Linked DNA regions of Homo sapiens: regions 2, 3 and 4 are each linked to region 1. The links are chromatin contacts, found by Hi-C or POLR2A ChIA-PET in ENCODE. All regions are on one chromosome and are shown on one strand. Each heading gives the region's core, a stretch centred on a gene start or an enhancer-like site at or near the end of the contact. The rest is flanking DNA. Distances are from core to core; before and after follow the strand shown.

What was found. A loop is a pair of places that touch in the nucleus more often than their neighbours do. ChIA-PET counts read pairs that join two places held with the same protein, here RNA polymerase II (POLR2A). Pooled maps may share reads with other maps.
Region 2: a pooled map shows a loop between it and region 1 (7-fold over the local background). The contact joins the enhancer-like site here to the promoter of DENND6A in region 1. A Hi-C loop is called at or near these places in 3 of 37 single-sample maps with no recorded cell type and 9 of 50 pooled maps. POLR2A ChIA-PET finds 5 or more read pairs at or near these places in 1 of 52 experiments (GM10248).
Region 3: a loop to region 1 is called in a map of CD4-positive, alpha-beta T cell, with 6 times the contacts of the local background. The contact joins the promoter of ABHD6 here to the promoter of DENND6A in region 1. A Hi-C loop is called at or near these places in 3 of 168 maps with a recorded cell type or tissue (B cell, CD4-positive, alpha-beta T cell and naive thymus-derived CD4-positive, alpha-beta T cell) and 8 of 50 pooled maps.
Region 4: a loop to region 1 is called in a map of naive thymus-derived CD4-positive, alpha-beta T cell, with 17 times the contacts of the local background. The contact joins the promoter of PDHB here to the promoter of DENND6A in region 1. A Hi-C loop is called at or near these places in 1 of 168 maps with a recorded cell type or tissue (naive thymus-derived CD4-positive, alpha-beta T cell), 2 of 37 single-sample maps with no recorded cell type and 9 of 50 pooled maps. POLR2A ChIA-PET finds 5 or more read pairs at or near these places in 1 of 52 experiments (naive thymus-derived CD8-positive, alpha-beta T cell).

Annotation. Positions count from the first base shown.
Region 1 is chr3:57,691,546-57,694,555 of GRCh38, reverse strand. DENND6A (DENN domain containing 6A) reads left to right here and starts at 1,479. Exons shown (of 20, transcript NM_152678.3): 1 at 1,479-1,774. The coding sequence starts at 1,538. DENND6A-DT (DENND6A divergent transcript) reads right to left here and starts at 1,351. Exons shown (of 2, transcript NR_135550.1): 1 at 1,214-1,351; 2 at 1-740. RefSeq lists silencers at 1,480-1,579, 1,690-1,929 and an enhancer at 1,651-2,151.
Region 2 is chr3:56,917,973-56,921,172 of GRCh38, reverse strand. It overlaps a transcript of ARHGEF3 not described here. Among named protein-coding and RNA genes, the nearest start is that of ARHGEF3-AS1, 20 kb to the left of the region's middle. Within about 2 kb of position 1,877, at least 3 of the 41 ENCODE cell types and tissues checked have a DNase peak (open chromatin) inside an H3K27ac peak, as active enhancers do.
Region 3 is chr3:58,236,415-58,239,300 of GRCh38, reverse strand. ABHD6 (abhydrolase domain containing 6, acylglycerol lipase) reads right to left here and starts at 1,509. Exons shown (of 10, transcript NM_001320126.2): 1 at 1,385-1,509. RefSeq lists silencers at 1,268-1,757, 1,768-1,937 and an enhancer at 1,159-2,098.
Region 4 is chr3:58,432,397-58,435,201 of GRCh38, reverse strand. It overlaps PDHB (pyruvate dehydrogenase E1 subunit beta), which reads left to right and starts at 1,370. Exons shown (of 10, transcript NM_000925.4): 1 at 1,370-1,434; 2 at 1,518-1,571. The coding sequence starts at 1,393. It overlaps LOC107986092 (a long non-coding RNA gene), which reads right to left and starts at 1,607. Exons shown (of 4, transcript XR_007095933.1): 1 at 960-1,607. RefSeq lists enhancers at 1-352, 1,395-1,614 and a silencer at 1,095-1,334.

The DNA.
Region 1 (3,010 bases), core at 230-2,729:
GGACGCTAACACTTGCTCCAAAAAAAAATTCTAAGAATGTTAAGAGGGCAGTATTTGTCAAATGGAATGGATTTCACTGGGCAGTGCAGCAAAATGCTTAAGTTCTGCCGTGTTTTTTGTTTTGCGTTGTTTTTTAGAGACACAGTCGCGCTCTGTTGCCCAGGCTGGAGTGCAATGGCTGTTCGCAGGCGCGATCATAGCGCGCTGCAGCCTGGAACTCCTGCTCAAGCGATCCTCCTTGAACTTAGCCGGCCTCAGCTTCCCAAGAACCTGGGACTACAGGCGTGACACCTCGCTGGTTTACTCATTTTTCTGTTGAGGTATTATTGTGTGTTTCCTACTTTTACTATGCTATTTATACTCAACATAGTAGGTGCTGAATAAATACTAGTTAGTATCCTGGCTGGTCCAATACTCAGTAAAAACTGATCTCAGAATACGAAGCTGCTTGAGACCAGGCCCTTGCCCCAGTGTTCAGAGATCCACAGGTTGCTGTGGAGGCCAATCTGCCCAACCTGGAGTTCCAGAAAGGTCTGGGGATGTGTGTTGAGTGAGTCACAGACAGCCAAACTAAGAAAGGAGGAGGTGGTAGGGTGGGGAGGCCTTGCTGGAGAAGGAACAGGTGAGTGAATGCACAGATCTCTGAATCAGCAAACTGAATGAGTGAACCGCAAGCCGATATCGGAGTTGTCATACTTGTTGGGCTAGTCATGTAACCTCCAGGACCTCCATTTCCTTATCTGTAAAAAGAAATAAATAGTCTACTTATTTGCGATTATGTGAAGATTCAATAAGGTAATATTTGTAAGTATTCGCACTTGTACTTGGCATATCAACTGGCACAAAGTAAGCGTTCAATGTTAGCCACCGTCACCATTATGCGTTCATATATTTTATTTTTATTTTTTTGAGACGGAATCTCGCTCTGTCGCCCAGGGTAGACAGAATACAGTGGCGCAATCTCAGCTAACTGTAACCTCCTGGGTTCAAGCGATTCTCCTGCCTCAGCCTCCTGAGTAGCTGGGATCACAGGCGCGCTCCACCACGCCTGGCTAATTTTTTCGTATTTTTAGTAGAGACGGGGTTTCACCATGTTGGTCAGGCTGGTCTCGAACTCCTGACCTGATGATCCGCCCGCATCGGCCTCCCAAAATGCTGTGATTACAGGTGTGAACCACCGCGCCCGGCCTACGCTTTCATAATTTAATAATACCTTATAATAATTATGAACTGTGTCATTCCACGAATAATTTATTCCCTGGTCGTTGACTGCGAACGAGGTTGACAAGGATTCATAAACAGCCATTTCAGTCCCAAAGAGCTTTTAGACAAGGAAGCCAGGACCGGCTTCACAATCCGAGACAAGCGGCAGCGTGACGTCCCCACGTCCGCTCCCAGGGTCACGTGACCCGCAGCCCCGCCCGGACTGAGTGGGTCCCCAGCGGCTGCGACAGCAGCGTCTGCGCCTGCGCGGAGGCAAGCGCGCTCTGCGGCGCGGTCCGCTGTGGAGGCGGCGCGAACGGTCAGGGGGCGGCCGATGGCTTTGAGGGGCCCTGCGGGCTTGGGGCCCGGCTCTCGAAGGCCGTTGGACGAAGCGGTGGCAGGGGCCGAGGGCCGCGAGGCGCCGGCCCTTGTGGCGGCGGGAGGCGCGCCAGAGGACGATGAAGAGGACGATGGCCGTGGCCGGGGCCTGCTGCGCTGGGACAGCTTCTCCGCCTGGCTGCACTGCGTGTGTGTGGTGGGCTTCGACCTGGAGCTGGGCCAGGCCGTGGAGGTGAGGCCCGGCCCCGCCCTTTCTCGGCGCTCCTCCCCTGCGCCGGGGCGGCTGCAGCAAAGCCAGCGGCCCGCGGGCTGACCGGCCAGGACCCTGTCCGCGGCGCATCCGGGCGTGGCCAGTCTCCCCTCCCGCGCTCTTTCGGGCTGCGGTCCTACGGCACTTCCCGTGGGAGGATCTTGGGCTGCGGCTAGGGGTGAAAAGTTCTCTCTAGGCCCCTCCTAAATACTTGTTGATGTTCATCCTGTTCTTTCTTTATTTCTTTTAAACGCAGAGTCACAGAATTAACTAAAAGGGTTAGTAGCACCCACCCGGAGAAGCCCGCAGGCAGGATGTTTGTTTGGTACTTTTTCAAGAACAATGCCCATAACAGATGATGAACTCTAGTAGCCGAACTTGCACAACCAAGTTTTAAGGCTCAGATTGTTTTAGTCATTTGCAGTAACTGTTTGAGCGTTTCCCTCAGCCTGAGTCGAAATGCTTATCTCAGCACGCATTTTCTCCCTTTCCTCCTTTTGTGCCTCATTTCTGTTTTTTTTTTTTTTTTTTTTTGAGACGGAGTTTTTGCTCTTGTTGCTCAGGCTGGAGTGCAATGGCGCGATCTTGGCTCACCGCAACCTCTGCCTCCCGGATTCAGGCAATTCTCCTGCCTCAGCCTCCCGAGTAGCTGGGGTTACAGGCATGCGACCATGCCCGGCTAATTTTGTATTTTTAATAGAGACGGGGTTTCTCCATTTTGGTAAGGCTGGTCTCGAACTCCCGACTCAGGTGGTCTGCCCGCCTAGGCCTTCCAAAGTGGTGGGATTACATGCGTGAGCCACCGTGCCCGGCCTCATTTCTGTTATTTTTTTTTATGTTGCCTCTGGAACAGTTGGTGTGAAACTACTGTCAAGATGAATATAGGGAACATCATTTGCTTGTCAATCAGTCAACTTTTCCATTCTTATGTATGGCCCCTTACCGAAAGGCTTTAGAAACATCTATTCTTGACGTTGTTGAAGGTCTTTTTAGCATAAGGAATTGCTTGCTTTCATGTGTCCAAGGAAATTGTTATCAGAAGGGCGTTTGTTTAGACGTTTTGGTTTTGGTTTTTTTTTTTTTTTTTTTTTTTTGGTATTGGTGACAGATTTCGATTTCATTAATACTGTAGTGGCCTGGTTGACTAAGAAAATTGGCTAGGGGTAGTTTTCTTAATGCGAAGCTACTGCTTTCGTATTCGGCCTGCCTTCTGGATGT
Region 2 (3,200 bases), core at 628-3,127, 770 kb after region 1:
GGCAGGTCTTGAACTCCCGGGCTCAAGCCATCCTCATGTCTCTGCCTCCCTAACCACTGGGATTACAGGTGTGAGCCACTGCACTGGCCCATGAGTTTTTTTTTTTTTTTTTTTTTTTGAGATGGAGTCTCGCTCTGTCACCCAGGCTGGAGTGCAGTGGTGCAATCTCGGCTCACTGCAAGCTCCGCCTCCCAGGTTCACATCATTCTCCTGCCTCAGCCTCCTGAGTAGCTGGGACTACAGGTGCCCGCCACCACGCCTGGCTAATTTTTTTTTGTATTTTTAGTAGAGACAGGGTTTCACCACGTTAGCCAGGATGATCTTGATCTCCTGACCTCGTGATCTGCCCGCCTCGGCCTCCCAAAGTGCTGGGATTACAGGCATGAGCCATCGTGCCCGGCCTTGGCCATGAGATTTTTTTACTACCTATTTTTAAATTCAGTTTGTGGAATTTTAAAATTTGAAGTATCAAATGGGGTATGTTTAAAGACCTTGAAATTCCCTTTCCAACTGTAAGATTTTGTGACATTTCTGGCTTGTTAAGTACAAATAAGAAAGACATTAAGGAACCAGGATAAAGTTCAAATGGAAAGAATCATCGTTGCTTGCCAACTTTTAATGAAGAAGTAATTCTGCTAAAATCTAAATATTTTATTTTATGTAAATGAAATTCTCACAACCCTGACGAGTATGTTCCTTATAATATCTTTGGTAAGGAAATTGCTTGGAACTTCTCAACAGAAAATACCCTCAGATATATCGAACAAGAACACAGGAAACATGGTTCTGGTTCTAGTGATACCATGACACTTTTGGTGACACCTTAGTTAGGTCCCAGTTTTGGTGCTAATCTCTTTAGAGCCCAACAAGAGGGGTTGTTACCAGTTTGGTTATTTAACCAGCTGTGGGAAAACAGGGTTCATCTTTGCATCGTAGGCACCCTATAGGTAGTTTCCTGTGTATAAATATATGATTCAACTCTATATACTGAAAGAAAAATACCATACCCTGAAAACCTATGCCCCCAGAATTTTGTAGGTTTTTTTCCCCCTTTTAACATTTCTCTCCAATCTATGTAGAATTTATGTTGGATGAGTATGAAGAAGGGCTTTAAAATGAGGCTTTTCATTCCAAGAGGCAAGTGAATTGTCCCATTGTTAGCGATCCTTCTCTAGTGGTTTGTGCTCTAATATGTCAGATTCTTGAATATCCCAGAGCAGGTTTCTCGCTGTGTCTTCTGAGGGCTGTATGCTTGTAGCAGGAGCTCTGAAGTAAGCTTGCTAGGCCCCACTCCTGACCAACCTCACCACCTCTAGGCCACGTGCCATGGGTAGGCGTACACCACCTTTTTGAGTCTCAGTTTTTTTAAATCTGCAAAAAGAAAGATAATAATAAGGCCTACTTTGGGACTGTTGTGAGGATCACGTGGGAAAATACATGGTAAGTGCTCATATTAAAACATAAAAAATCCTTAGTCGCTGTGGTTTCAGTAATTGTGGCTGTATGATATGTTAATATCCACACACAGGTGCACTTTCATCATGAGTTATCAACATTGGCAGAGGTAAGAGGAATGGACAATGAGAAGTGACATTTCAAGTGTATCTTTCGTATTTGCTAAATGTCCACAGGGCAGGTGGCTAAATGAGTTAATTTCCTTCCATACCATAGCATGCTCTGCAGTAAGAGGTCAAAAATGTGCGTGACAGGGAAAGATGCCCTGGATGTTAAATGAAAAAAGAAGCAAGTGGTAGAACAATGTTATCATTCTATTTTTGAAAAAAATAAGATGTTACACCCAGCAACTCGTGTTTTTAGACAGAAGGAAATGTCTGGAAGGATTACCACCAGAGGGTGCAAACTGGTGGCCCCTGGGCCAAATGTAGCCAGCAACTGTGTTATGTGGCCCATACAGTACTTCTTATGGTGATGAATAGTTGCCAGCATTTACAAATTGAGAGATTTTACATAAAACCCTGAATTTCAGGCTTCTATTGAAAAAATTAGAATGTCTGCTCACCCTGGATGATTAACCCCTTAGGAACCCGAAAAGCTGGAACTGACCTAAGACAAAAACTCTCAGTGGTGCCCCAGTGCCCACCTGGCCTTTTCTTTCAGGTACCTGACCCCTGCTCCTAAATCCTTTTGGGTTTATGAACCTCTGTCTACGTCTGGCTTTTTAACACCAGTGCATCCAGCAAATGGGATCGGGATAGAAAAAAAAGTAGGGCCTTTGGGAAGACTCACTTTTTACTTTATATACTTCTTTGTGGTTTGAATGTGTATACTTCTGTGTGGTTCGAATGTGTGACAGTGATGCTATGTTACTATTAAAATGTAAAAACCAATACATAAACATGTTTGAATACTTAGTAGTATCCTAGATGCCATAGAGAAGACTCCTGTTCCTTTTGATATCCCATTATAAAGCTCAAAATGAACGTGGACCTTGCGGATCAGAGCCTCTTACTATTGAAATTCTCCTCTTGAAGTGCCTTCTTCATGGACCCATTTCAATCCGGGAGTTCTTGCTTCTGGTCAGAGCAAGGGCATCAGAGGAGACGGCCGTGCCCTGTTTTTGCTTCCTTTTTGCAGGCTTGCATCCCTTTCCCCTGCCAGGGCATCTGTTGGCCCTCTCTCTGCCCCTCCCTGCTCCACTGCTACCTGCCCTGGAGCCCCTCAAGTTTCACCTCTTGCACGAAGTGCTGCAGCCCACGGGTTTCAGTTCTTCTTTCCCATTCAGTCAGCAGCCGGAAGTTAGGTTGAATCATTCTAGGATTTGTTCATGTGAATGTTTCCTTCCTCCTCTCCAAAGAAATAAAACGTACAATGCCCTGGTCGTCTCACATTTCCAGTGAATCCTTACTGGGGTGAGGCTGGCCTTGGCTGCTGGGACTCCTTGAAGTGGCTTGTCAGAAAATACTCCAAGAGAGGAATGGCTGGGTGATGGAGCCTCCCGCATTTCCCAGGGCACTGTCTTTCTTCATCGGCTGAATTGTCCCCAAAGCTAGCTAATCTCAAGTTGTTTACAGGCTTGTTCAAATTTAGGACCCTTCCTGTGTAGGAGGCTGGAACAAGACGCCTTAGGAATACCTGCCCTTACCCCTCCACCAGCCACCACTTAACCAGCTTGCTTTGTGGGGAGTCAGGCTTTAGGAAATAGGGAATCCCAAGGACAATCTGAAACCCACCTCTCAGTG
Region 3 (2,886 bases), core at 260-2,759, 540 kb before region 1:
GTGGGTACTATTACCAGAAGCTGAGAGGCCCTTGCTGGTCTGAGAAAAACAAATTAGTGCTAGAAACACAGGTGATTAATTTCTGTTATTTCTAATTTCCTATATTATAACAATGTTCTTGATAAGAATTTGTTGAAATTGGGTAAAAAGTCTAGTGGTTCGAGGTCGGGTTGGGGGGGCGGTTGGGGGAAGGGGGTGGTTCTGAGGCCAGACTCACTTCGTGTCTTGGGAAGGTACCACCTCTGGAAGCCTCATATTCCTGCTCTCAGGAATGGGCACAGCGGTGGTACCTACCTCAAGGGGCTGTTGGGGAAAGTATGGCAGGTAATTCTTTTAAGGGGCTTAGGACAGGGCCTGGCACACAAGATTTGCTTATTCTATGTCAGCTATTATTCATTATAAACTACTTTAAACTCTTAGCCAGGTGGAGCCACTAGGGATTTCTGAGCAGGCGGGAGCAGCGGGGAGGGGGGCGGCGAGATAAATGAGGGCCTCCAGGTCCCAGCTGGAGTAAGACCCCCACTTTATTTCCTCTTCCTAACCACCCAGCTCCTGGGGCATACAAAGGGCTCAAAATACATATTCTCTGCATGCACAGTATCTAGACCCTCTGGCATCCTCCTCTTCCCCCACTCCCCCATGCCTCACTCTGTCACCTGGCCTCGCTGTGGGCTCAGGGGCGCAAACCCTGCACGTGCACTGCCCTGCAGCCGGCGTTACACAATCCGCATTTCTAAGGCAGCCGTGAAACCTGTGTCGCTGTAGGCGGGGGACCGCAAGTTGCCGGCGGGTACCTGGCTGGACAGCATCCTGATTCAAGTGTTTCGACACGGAAGGGGCGCAAGGGCACGGGAGCCGGGGCAGGCTGGGGAAAGGGAAGCTGAAAGGCTGCTGGGGGAGGGGAGTAGCGGAGCGAGATCTTGGGGACGGCGCGGAGGCGGCGCGTGACACGGAGCAAGATGCTATCTGGGTGGGCGAGCTGCAGTCCTTCTCCAGGAAATGGGGGAAACAGGGCTGCAGGACCCCAAAATCCTCTCGGCACTGCGAGGGGCGCCTAAGGGCTGCTGCGGGCGCAGGGGGTGGGGAGGCGAAGTAGAAAGAGGGTGCAGGTCCCGACCCGTCCTCACTCTGTCCCCCGGCTTCAAGAGGCTGGCTGGACCCAGGAAATGGGGCGCCGGGTTTCGGGCATCTCAAACCTATCCAGGCAGCGGGAGGTGGGGGCAGCGCCCGCGCGGGGAGCGGAGTGGAAAGGCAAGTGCAGATCGCCGACTCTTTCCACTCGATGCGCCGCTGCAGGGAGACACTGGGGGAGAGGTCACGGGGCCATCAGGGCGCCCCATCCCCCTAGGAGCGCACCACCGCCCGCCCGCCCGCCTCCGCTCACCTGACCAGCCTCAACCGCCTGGGTCCCGCCGCCGGGCCCGGACCCCGGCCCTCGGTCTCTAGCCCCGGGCTGGGACCTGCCGCCGGGCTCCTACCCGCGCCGCTCCCAGCTCCGGCGCCCAGCCCAGCTGGACTCCTTAAAGGCGCAGCGTGCCGGTTCGCGTCCTCCGACAGAAAAGCCGCCCCGCCCCGACCCGGCGCCGCGCGCTGTCCCCCAGCGGCCGCGCTCTGTTTGGGGGCTCCGGGGCGCTTATCCCCAGTTCCTCCGCGCGCTGCCTCACAGCGTTAAACCCGGAGGGTACAGTTAGCGTCTCGCACAACCCAACGCCGGCAACTGTCTCCTAGCACCCGAAAGCCACGGCGAGAGCAGGATCGCCTACAGAGGTACCGGGGGCGGAGCCCGAGCGCCCGGTCCCGCCCCCGCCCCCGCCCCCGCCCCCGCCCCGCCCCGCCCCGGAACGCACACGGTGGCGGGGCGCGGGGAGGGCCTCTGAGCCCGCAGAGCCACACACAGTTCCACATCCCCGGCCCGAATTCTTCCCGGCACTGTTTCACTTACTGAGCACCTACTGTGTGCCTGGCGCGGCTGGGCATTAAACCCGCCAAAGTGACTCAGGCAGGATCTCTGGATCTCTGCCCCGAAGGGCATCAGAGAGAAAGGGACAGGCAGGGGTTCTCAGGCAGCAAAGCAACACTGCTTGACATCGGTTGTCTCACGTAATCCTATGAGGTAGGCACTGGGGTCGACTTCTTTTCTCAGAAGACACCGAGGCTCAGGGAGGTGAGGGGCTTGCCCTGGATAGTCCAGGAAATGGGAGAAATGGGGGCGCAGGAGCCCCCAAATCCTCTGGACACTGCGAGGGCTCCACCCCAAGGAACACCGTAGGCGCTCATGCTCCCGCCCTGGCTCTCGGGTGTTTGGAGACAGTTGCCGGCGTCGGGTTGTGCGGGACGTCAGACTGTAAGGACTGAACTGGGAATTCCAACCGAGGATCGTCTGACTCCAAAGCTATACGGGAGAAATGGGCACCTGGAAAGGCCTTCGGCCACCTCTGGTTAAACCCCTGCTATGGTCGTTTCTTTCTTTTAGGGACAGTTAAACCCCAGCTTGGCCTGGCTACTCTTCCGTGTTTTCCATGTCTCAGTTTAGCTGCCACTTCCTCCAGGAAGCCTTCAGTAAGACCCCTTTGGGCTCACACTGCACTGTGGGCTTCTTTCATCAAAACATGTATTCGTTCATTTAACAGATATTTACTACACCTGTTAGGGGCCTTAGTGGCACCCAGATCTTCCTGCTGCACTGAGTGCTTGGCCTGCCACTCCAGACGTCAAGGGGCCAGGGCTCAGCAAGACTCTCTTGGCCGTTTAAATCCCCCACAAAGGCAGCCTTTGGGCCTCAGCCTGCCAAGGCCTCCACGCTGGTGGAGCCTGGCTGAGTGGTGCAGGTCCTGGGTTTTAAGAATAGGACACAGTCAAGAAGTCCCGGAGAAGTGGCAAAGGGGC
Region 4 (2,805 bases), core at 121-2,620, 740 kb before region 1:
TCCTAATTTGGCAGCCTGCAGCTGTGATCCATAGAAGGGAATGTTTGGAATGTCTTGGGGATGGGTGGAGACTGGGTGCTCAATTGTCCCATCTGACCCCCAAGGGCCAAATTAAGACTAATGAGCTTCCAGAGGTTGTCCCTATGGCCAAGTGTTTGGCACCTCCCCATAAGGGAGGAGACCACCCCTCATATTGTCTTATGCCCAATTTCTGCCTCCAAAGAAAGAAAAAGTAAAAACTAAAAGGCAGAAATGAAATCCACAAACAGACAGCCTGGTGCCACACCCTGGGCCTGGTAAAGATCGACCCCGACCTAATCGGTTATGTTAACTATAGATTACAGACATTGTATAGAAAAGCACTGTGAAAATCCCTATCCTGTTCCAGTCTAATTACCGGTGCTTGCAGCCCCTAGTCACATACCCCCTGCTTGCTCAATCAATCATGACCCTCTCACGCACACCTCCTTAGAGCTGTGAGCCCTTAAAAGGGACAGGAATTGCCCATTCAGGGAGCTCGGCTCTTGAGACAAGAGTCTTGCCCATGCCCCTGGCCGAATAAACCCCTTCCTTCTTTAACTCGGTGTCTGAGGAGTTTCGTCTGCGGCTTGTCCTGCTACATCCATAGGGCCGCCCTTCTCTAAAGTTGTTGTAACCTTCCCCCAAGCAGGAATCCACTTCTGCTTTAGGAAGCAGTGGGAAAAAGACCATGCTTTAGAGTCAAGACAGTCCTAAATTAAAATATCGGCTCATTTAATCAATTTCTGCTTCAGTTTAACCGTCTTCAAAATGGAGATAATAATAACACTAATTACCCAAGTGGGGTACTGTGAGAATGAGCTATACAGCACATATCTCAATGCTTGGCTCACAGTAGGTGCTTAATGCAATCAATGAAAGCTATGATGTGCATTATAAGGAATCAACAGACAGCACTGTCCAGGGAAGACTAGACTCACTCATGAAGTGTTAAGTTCCCCATCAGTAGAGCGTGTGCAAGCACTTCTTGGTGCCCAAAGGATTCCAGCACCCACAACAGGTTGGCCTAACTCTTAAGGTCTCTCCAGCTTCCAGAGATCATGCTCCTCAGGGTCTGACTTCTAGTCCCCACGCTTCAAGTAACACCGACCAGGCACGTGTGCCCAGCGTGCACCCCGCCTGTCGGTCACCGCCTACTGTCAATAAAGTTGATTTGAGGCGGCTCCAGGCAGAGGGGCACGGCCACCCACACGCCACCTCAGCCCGGCCCCGCGGCCCCTCACCCGGTGGGCGGGTGGGCGGGTCACGCAGCCGGCGCGCCTTGCCATTGGCCCGCGCCGGTGGAGGCGGGGCCTGCTCACGTCTGCCGGCCCCTCTGTTGTCGTTTGGCAGCGGATAGAGGACACGACCAAGATGGCGGCGGTGTCTGGCTTGGTGCGGAGACCCCTTCGGGAGGTAGGCAGCAGCGCGCGGCCTGTATTCCCACGCGACCCCTGCCCACCCTGCGTCCCGCCGTCATCTTCCTCTCTCCCTGCCAGGTCTCCGGGCTGCTGAAGAGGCGCTTTCACTGGACCGCGCCGGCTGCGCTGCAGGTAACAGGCGCGGGTGCTCGTCGGACGAGGGCGGGGAGGGTCCCCCCTTCTCTCGGGAAGGAGGCCGGAGTCGCGCCTGCGCTGTGGCCTTCCGGCGCCGTGGGCCTTGGGTTTGCGGAGCCAGCATCCTCCGTGGAGCTCCTGCTGCCTCTGTCGCCGCCTGGCAATTAGCACACCGGCGAGTCACCACCTCACAGCTGGCTGGGCAATGGGGGAAAACTAAGACTAGGCGTTTCCTCCCTCACTCCATGTTTTTTTCTTTAAATTGCAGCAAAATAGACCTAACTTAAAATGTACTTTTTAGAAGTGTATAATTCAGTGGCATTAAGTACATTCACCATGTTGTACAACCATTAACCACCATCCATTTCCAGAACTTTTTAATCATCCCAAGCAGAAACTGTCCATTACTCGGTAACTCCTCATTTCCCTTCCCCAAACCCCTGGTAACCCCTGTTGTACTTTTCTGTCTTTATGAGGTTGCCTATTCTAGAACTTCTTATAAGTGGCATCATTTGTCCTTTTGTGTCTGGCTTATCTCAGCGTAATGTCCTCAAGGTTCATCCATGTTGTAGCATGCGTCAGAGTTTGATTCTTTCCTAAGGCTGAATAATATATATATGTATATTTTTTTGAGATAGTCTCCCTCTGTCACCCAGGTTGGAGTGCAGTGGCGCGATCTCAGCTCACTGCAACCTCCACCTCCTGGGCTCAAGGGATTCTCGCGCCTCACACTCCTGAGTAGCTGTGATTAGATGCCGGTGCCACCACACCGGGCTAATTTTTGTATTTTTAGTACAGACAGGGTCTCACCATATTGCCCAGGCTGGTCTTGAACTCCTGGCCTCAAGTGATCTGCCTGCCTTGGCCTCCCAAAGTGCTAGGATTACAGGCATGAGCCACCTCGCTCAGCCCGACATTTTCTTTTTTTTTTTTGAGACGGAGTTTTGCTCTTGCTGCCCAGGCTAGAGTGCAGTGGCACTATCTCAGCTCACTGCAATCTCTGCCTCCTGGGTTCAAGCAATTCTGCCTCAGCCTCCCGAGTAGCTGGGATTACAGGCACCCGCCACCACACCCGGCCAATTTTTGTATTTTTAGTAGAGAATGGGTTTCACCATGTTGGCCAGGGTGGTCTCGAACTCCTGACCTCAAGTGATCCACCTGCCTTGGCCTCCCAGAGTGCTGGAATTACAGGTGTGAGCCACCGTGCCTGGCCTTGTTTTGTCTATTGTGA